Regions from separate parts of the Mus musculus genome. Here region 2 is linked to region 1. Evidence: chromatin loops called from intact Hi-C (ENCODE). Cell type or tissue: gastrocnemius. All regions are shown on one strand. Links, peaks and the distances in the headings refer to the core of each region. The heading gives the core; the rest is flanking DNA.

Evidence for each region. A loop is a pair of places that touch in the nucleus more often than their neighbours do. Peaks named below come from ENCODE experiments on the same cell type or tissue, not always from the same donor. Only the 100,000 strongest peaks of a DNase experiment are listed, where the experiment ranks them.
Region 2: it touches region 1 in a loop (2.1-fold over the local background); 1 of 42 quality-filtered maps calls a loop at or near these places.

What each region holds. Positions count from the first base shown.
Region 1 is chr8:104,441,964-104,444,831 of GRCm38, forward strand. It overlaps Dync1li2 (dynein, cytoplasmic 1 light intermediate chain 2), which reads right to left and starts at 1,084. Exons shown (of 13, transcript NM_001013380.2): 1 at 732-1,084; 2 at 511-584. The coding sequence starts at 838. In gastrocnemius, for the core only: a CTCF peak has its summit at 1,113 (motif pointing left); DNase peaks (open chromatin) are centred at 541, 861 and 1,067; H3K4me3 peaks cover 1,412 bases; H3K27ac peaks cover 1,322 bases.
Region 2 is chr8:104,359,813-104,362,721 of GRCm38, forward strand. The region is part of intron 1 of Cmtm4 (CKLF-like MARVEL transmembrane domain containing 4); the gene reads right to left. Among named protein-coding and RNA genes, the nearest start is that of Cmtm3, 21 kb to the left of the region's middle. In gastrocnemius, for the core only: a CTCF peak has its summit at 1,434 (motif pointing right); DNase peaks (open chromatin) are centred at 192 and 2,554; H3K27ac peaks cover 41 bases.

The DNA of each region.
Region 1 (2,868 bases), core at 1-2,500:
AATGACTGACTGGGCAACCCAGCAGTGAGGGCAGGATTTATGCAAGAAAGTTCCTGGGGCTGACTCCCAAGCTCTGCTGCCTGCCCATGAAGACTGAAGAAAAGACTTCGTCCATCTCCTCAGTTTCCCAGTCCAGGTCACCTACTTCCCTCATCTTCTCCATCCAGCCTGCACATCCTCTTTTTCCTTCCTCCACATCCTCAACTTGGTGAGCACAAGGCTAACCGATGAACCGAGTCAAGGCTGAAGAAGGCTCAGCCAAAAGACTGAAGGAATGTGCCCCAATGCCCCAAGCCCACATCACATCACTGGACTCCAAACGGAGCTGCATTCTAGGGGGTCAGTAGAGGTGTGGGCTTGGAGACTCAGCAGCTACCCTGCCAGAGTCCAGGGTGCCCTCCCAGGCAGGCAAGCGACAAGCAGGCGCTAAGGGTGGAGAAGCCTGGGAACCAGTGGGAGGGGCGCCGCCTGACCCACCCCTGCGCCCCAGGGCAGTACCCCGCTGCTCACCGAACACCAGAATGTTTTTGCCGGACGGCAGCTTGGACCTGGCACGGGTGGACACTTCGCTCAAGATCGAAGACCTGCGGCGACAATGACAAGAGTGGTCAGCGCGGGACCGCCTAGGACCGCTCGGCCCACGACTGCCCATCAATGTCTGCCCACGGTCCTGCCCGCTCCGGCCCGCTCCCGGTCCGGCCGCGCCATCTGCGGCTCTATACGCTCCTCACCATAGACTCTGGCCTTCCTCCTCTTCACTTGTCAGGTCGCCGGCGGCCGCCACTGCGGGCCCGTTGGGACCCAGCAGCAGCTTCTTCTCCACCCCCACCGGCGCCATCTTGCCAACTGCAGCCACAAAGAGGGCCCTCCCCCGGGCCCGCCGAGGACCCGCAAGGACCCCGGCCGGGCCGCGCTGCCCGCCCGCAACGCCGCAGAAGCTCCGTTATCCAGCGCGTCCCGACGGGCCCGCGGTGTCCTCGTGCGTCTGCGGGACGTGGGATCGCCGCAGCTAGGGACGTTGCTGGGTCAGGCAGCCAGCCGGACAGCCTTACGCGGGAGGTGGAGCCGCGGACGCCACCAGACCGAGAGCGCGCTGGCGACCCCTGCAGGGCAGCCTCTGATGCGGCAAGTCCAAGCTTTGGAATGAACTCAAGCTAGACAACCATATTTATAAAGCGATCTCATTGAATCTTGTTTAATTCTTAATAAGTGAGGTGAGGAAACTACAGCTCAGAAGTTTAAAAGAAAATGGGCCAAACATGAACGAAGATCCACAAAAAAATGACTGGACATAGATATTTGCATGTCCTGTCATACCAGCAATGGGCAGCTGGTGGGGGCGGGGAGGGGGGGAGGGGGAGGGATCAGAAGTCTTAGACTACTTGGTAAGTTTAAGTTGAGCATGAGCTATGTGAGAGCCTACTTCAAAAAAATTAATTTTAAAATGGTTGCACATGGTGTCACACGCCTTTAATCCCAGCATTCAGGAGGCAGAGGCGGGAGGAACTCTATACATTTGAAGCCATCCTGGTCTACATAGCAAGTTCGAGGGTAGCCAGGGCTACATAGTGAGACCCTGTGTGCCGGCTAGTTTTGTGTGTCAATTAGAGTCATCAGGGAAGAAGGAAGCTCAATTGAAGAAATGCCATTGTGGGTGGTGCCATGCCTGGGCTGGCTGAGCAAGCCAGTAAGCAGCACCCCTCCATGGCCTCTGCATCGGTTCCTGCCCCCAGGTTTTAGCCCTGCTTGAGACCCTGTCCTGACTTCCTCCAATGATGGATTATGATCTGGAAGGGTAAGATGAAATAAACTCTTTCCTTCCCAACTTGCTTTTGGTCATGGTATTTCATCACAGCACTAACCCTAAGATACCCTGTCTCAAAACAGCCCCAAGACCCAGTTCTAGAGGTGGTATCCTGCCACTTCCAGTCATTACTCTTTTAGTTTTACTTTTATTAAATGTGTATAGGTGCTTTGTCTGCTTGCATATCTGTCCACTATGTGTATGCAATGCCTGTGGAGGGCAGAAGAGAGTGTCTGAACCCCTTGTAACTGGGATTACAGATGGTTGTGAGCTGCCCTGTGGGTACTGGGAATTGAACCCAGGTCCTTTGGAAGAGTAGTTAATGCTCTTAACCGCTGAGCCATCTCTCCAGCCATGTTTCTTCAACTATTATATGGCTTAATTTTCAGGATGCTCATTGAAAGTTTATCACAAATCCTCAGAATGTTGTTTTTCATCTCCTCCTTTGTAGACTTTATTAAACTGTGAATGATTTTTACCACCACAGTTAACAATACTTTTGGCTTTGCTTTACCAATTTTATTGTTGTTGTTGTTGTTTGAGACAGGGTTTCTCTGTGTAGCCCTTGCTGTCTTCGAACTTACTCTGTAGGCCAGGCTGGCCTTGAACTCGGAGATCCACCTGCCTCTGCCTTTGGAGGGCTAGGAGTGCCCCCACTGCCCTGCAAGGTTTCTGTTTTTTTTGCTTTTTTAAATCCTATTTTTCAGAGAGTCAATATTTCACAGCAGAACAAGCAGCTGTGACTGCTTTTCTTGAGTGGAGAAGGTAGTGGGGAGACTGGATGTAAAAGGGGAGAAGTAATGGAGAAAAGAAAGACAGGTTTGTGCTGATCAGGGGTAACTTTAGGTATGGCCTTTTGCTGTTCTCTAAGGAAGCAGGGTAACTTTACAAGGTGTTGATAAATACCATAAGGAAATGTGATATGGCAGGAAAAGCAATCACTTAAGTAGGTTTCAGTTGAAAAATACAGTGATTCTGGTTCAGCTAAAAATTAGCAGCATAAATTAAAGGATGCAACAATGGGCATGTAGTTTGCCAACTTGAATGTAAACTGGAAAAAGGAA
Region 2 (2,909 bases), core at 169-2,668, 82 kb before region 1:
TGCACAGAGCCAAGGTGTGGGACTGCAGTAGGCCTGTGGCTCTTTCTTTCAGTACCAGGGAAGCACTACTTAAGCACGGCTTGATTTGTCTCCTGCAGGGAGAAGACAGAAGGGGAGGACCAGGGCAGAGACTGGAGAGCAGGTGGAGGGAGAGCCTCTGCGGTAACCTGGTGGCACAGACCGAGGTGGTGAACAGGGGACATATGTTCAGGGAAAACCCCATGGGAGTTGCTGACAGGCTGTGCAAAACAACAAGGCCAATGGCCAACGTAATTCTACGGTTTGCCTGGGTGGCTGAAAGGAGGCCACTGGCAGAAACGGACAGGGAAGGGTCAACTCTCTAGCTTAGGACATGGTAATGCGGAAACAAGCCCAGGCTGGAAGGAAAGCTGAGGTGGAGACTAGCATCCAGGGTGAGTATAGTCAAAGGTCAACGGGAGTGTGGAATCCGGCCTCCGAGCTGGTCACAATCGTGCACACATCCCCCAAACTCTTACTCTCGTTCCTGTGGCGCAAAACACAGGGCCCAGCGGTACTTGGTTTCATAGCCCAAATCAGAAGAGTCACTGTGGAGGCTGCCTTGTTCTTTCTCCCTCTGGGGACAGTGAGCTGCAGGAGGAGGGTACTGCCATGGAGAGACCCAAAGCCTAAAGCTCCCTGCTGCCAGCCAGGTGAAAAGCCACCCTGGGAGCCAACATCCTGTCTGAGAACACAGAAGGGAACCACAGCTAACCTAGAATCCTTGCTCCTCAGAAGAAGCTGGGGAAACAGGACTCTTCTGGAGCAACTGGTTATTCAGAAATAGACCACACACCAAGGGGAGCCTCGTTCATAACAGAGCTACCATTAGCAAGCAGGGCCTGCTACTCACTACTTACCAAGAATCAAGGACGATGTGGGCATTTTCACTGGTTACCATTCACCCAAAGACTTCATAGGCATTATTAGCCCATTACAGATAAGGACACAGAAGTTTTATGAGGTAAAGAGGAACAGGAGGCGGGGCCAGGATTCAGAGCCAGTTCTTACTACCTTACACTACTCTGTCCTATCGATTCTCATATTGGAAACCATAGCTGACTGTTGTGGATATCTCAATGTGTTCCAAATCCAAACAGAAACATACAGAATAGTTTCTATAAATAATAAGCTGTATAAAAATAAGGGAATAAAACCATGTTATATGGGCTGGAGAGATAGCTCAGCAGTTAAGAGTGGTAGCTGTTCTTGCATACGACCTAGGGTTGGATCACAACTGCCTGTAACTCCAGTTTCAGGGGATCTGACAGTCTCTAGCCTCCAAGGCCTCCTGCACGCATGTGCTACACATGTGCACACATACAAAAGCACATATTCTTTTTATTTTTTATACACATAGGTATTTTGCCTTTATGTAAATCTGTCTATCACATGTGTGCCTGGTGCCTGTGGAGGCCAGAAGAGGGCATCAGATCCCCTGGAACCAGAGTTACAGACAGTTGTAAGGTGCCACTTGAGTACTGGGAATTGAACCTGCATCTTCAGGGAGAGCAGCCAGTGCTCTTAACCACTTAGCCATCTTTCCAGCCCAGCCCATACAGATTTTAATGTTAATTTTAAACTCAGAAAAACAGGTATCCACAGGTATTTCAAAATAAGGGAAACACATTATTTTTAATGATTATATAGTATTTGCGTGTAAAGGTCAATCTCTATACAGTATAATTTAAAGGATCCCTAACGATAGCTATTTAGATGTTTTCTGAAACTCTGCCATTATTGGCACTATATTTCTGGGAGTGGAGAGAGGATAGGAATAGGCAGAGAAAATGCCAAAATGTCTCCCAGCACAGTGAAACATAATAACCATCTGTGGGGTGAAGCCACTATTAGCCAACAAGAAGGAGAAACCTCAGCCACTGTGCTGTCAAGGCAATCAAAACATTAAGCCTCTGGACTGGCAGCAATCTTGCAGATGTAAAATCTTACTCATGTTAAAACCATGACAGGTATGAAATATAAATGAAGAAAGCTACAGCTTTTGCTCATCAGGAGGACCAACCAGCCCACAGAATAATTTCAAAGTTGACTGGTGAGGCAATATTGACAAGGTTGTCAGGTTTCCACTACTACCTATGGCTGTGACTGTCGATATCGAAACAGAGGAAGGGAAGAGAGAATGGGAAGGCCTGGCTGCTCAAGTTATTATATTAATACTTTATTAATAATATTCAATAAATACTTAATAATTAATACTTAAATTAATAATACTTTAAGTTTTAAAATTTTTATTATATTCCTAGTGTGGGGGTGGGGGATAATGAGTGTGTGTATTTGAACGTGCCTTTGCCAGGGAGCAGTATGTGGAAGTCAGAGGAGCTCATGGAGTTGGTTGGACCTGGAAACTAAAGTCAGGTAATCAGGTCAGCAGCACACACCTCTCCACGCAGAGCCAGCTGCCAGCTCCAACAGTGCTGCTTAAGTAGTGAGAAGGCCGGTGCTACTTGTGTGCAACGGTGACAGCCTTCCTGGCACAGTATCTTCCAGGACAAGCAGCTCTTGTCTGTGCAGAGCCACACTGCAGGACGGCTCTGTATGAGCAGGTGTGGTCCAGAAGATGAAGGCAACACTGCAGAGCTCCTCACTTGTCTCTGCCTCTTGCCAAGTCCTGGGAGGGACCCCAGCAACGCACTCGCATGGCTGTGCTTGCAAAGCCTACGAAAGCTAGCTACTTTCACTCAGACCTCCACCTTCTTCCACTCCAAATTCTGCTCCTTGTGGCGAATGAGAAAACAGCAGAGACATTCAAGGGGTTCAACTAACTGGAAGTTGAGTGAAGGATGTATTAAATTGGGGGTTAATGATCTTTTTCCTCAAATGGGTATTCCTTCCACATGCCAACTAGGAGCGTGTGAGTATAGGAGGAGAAA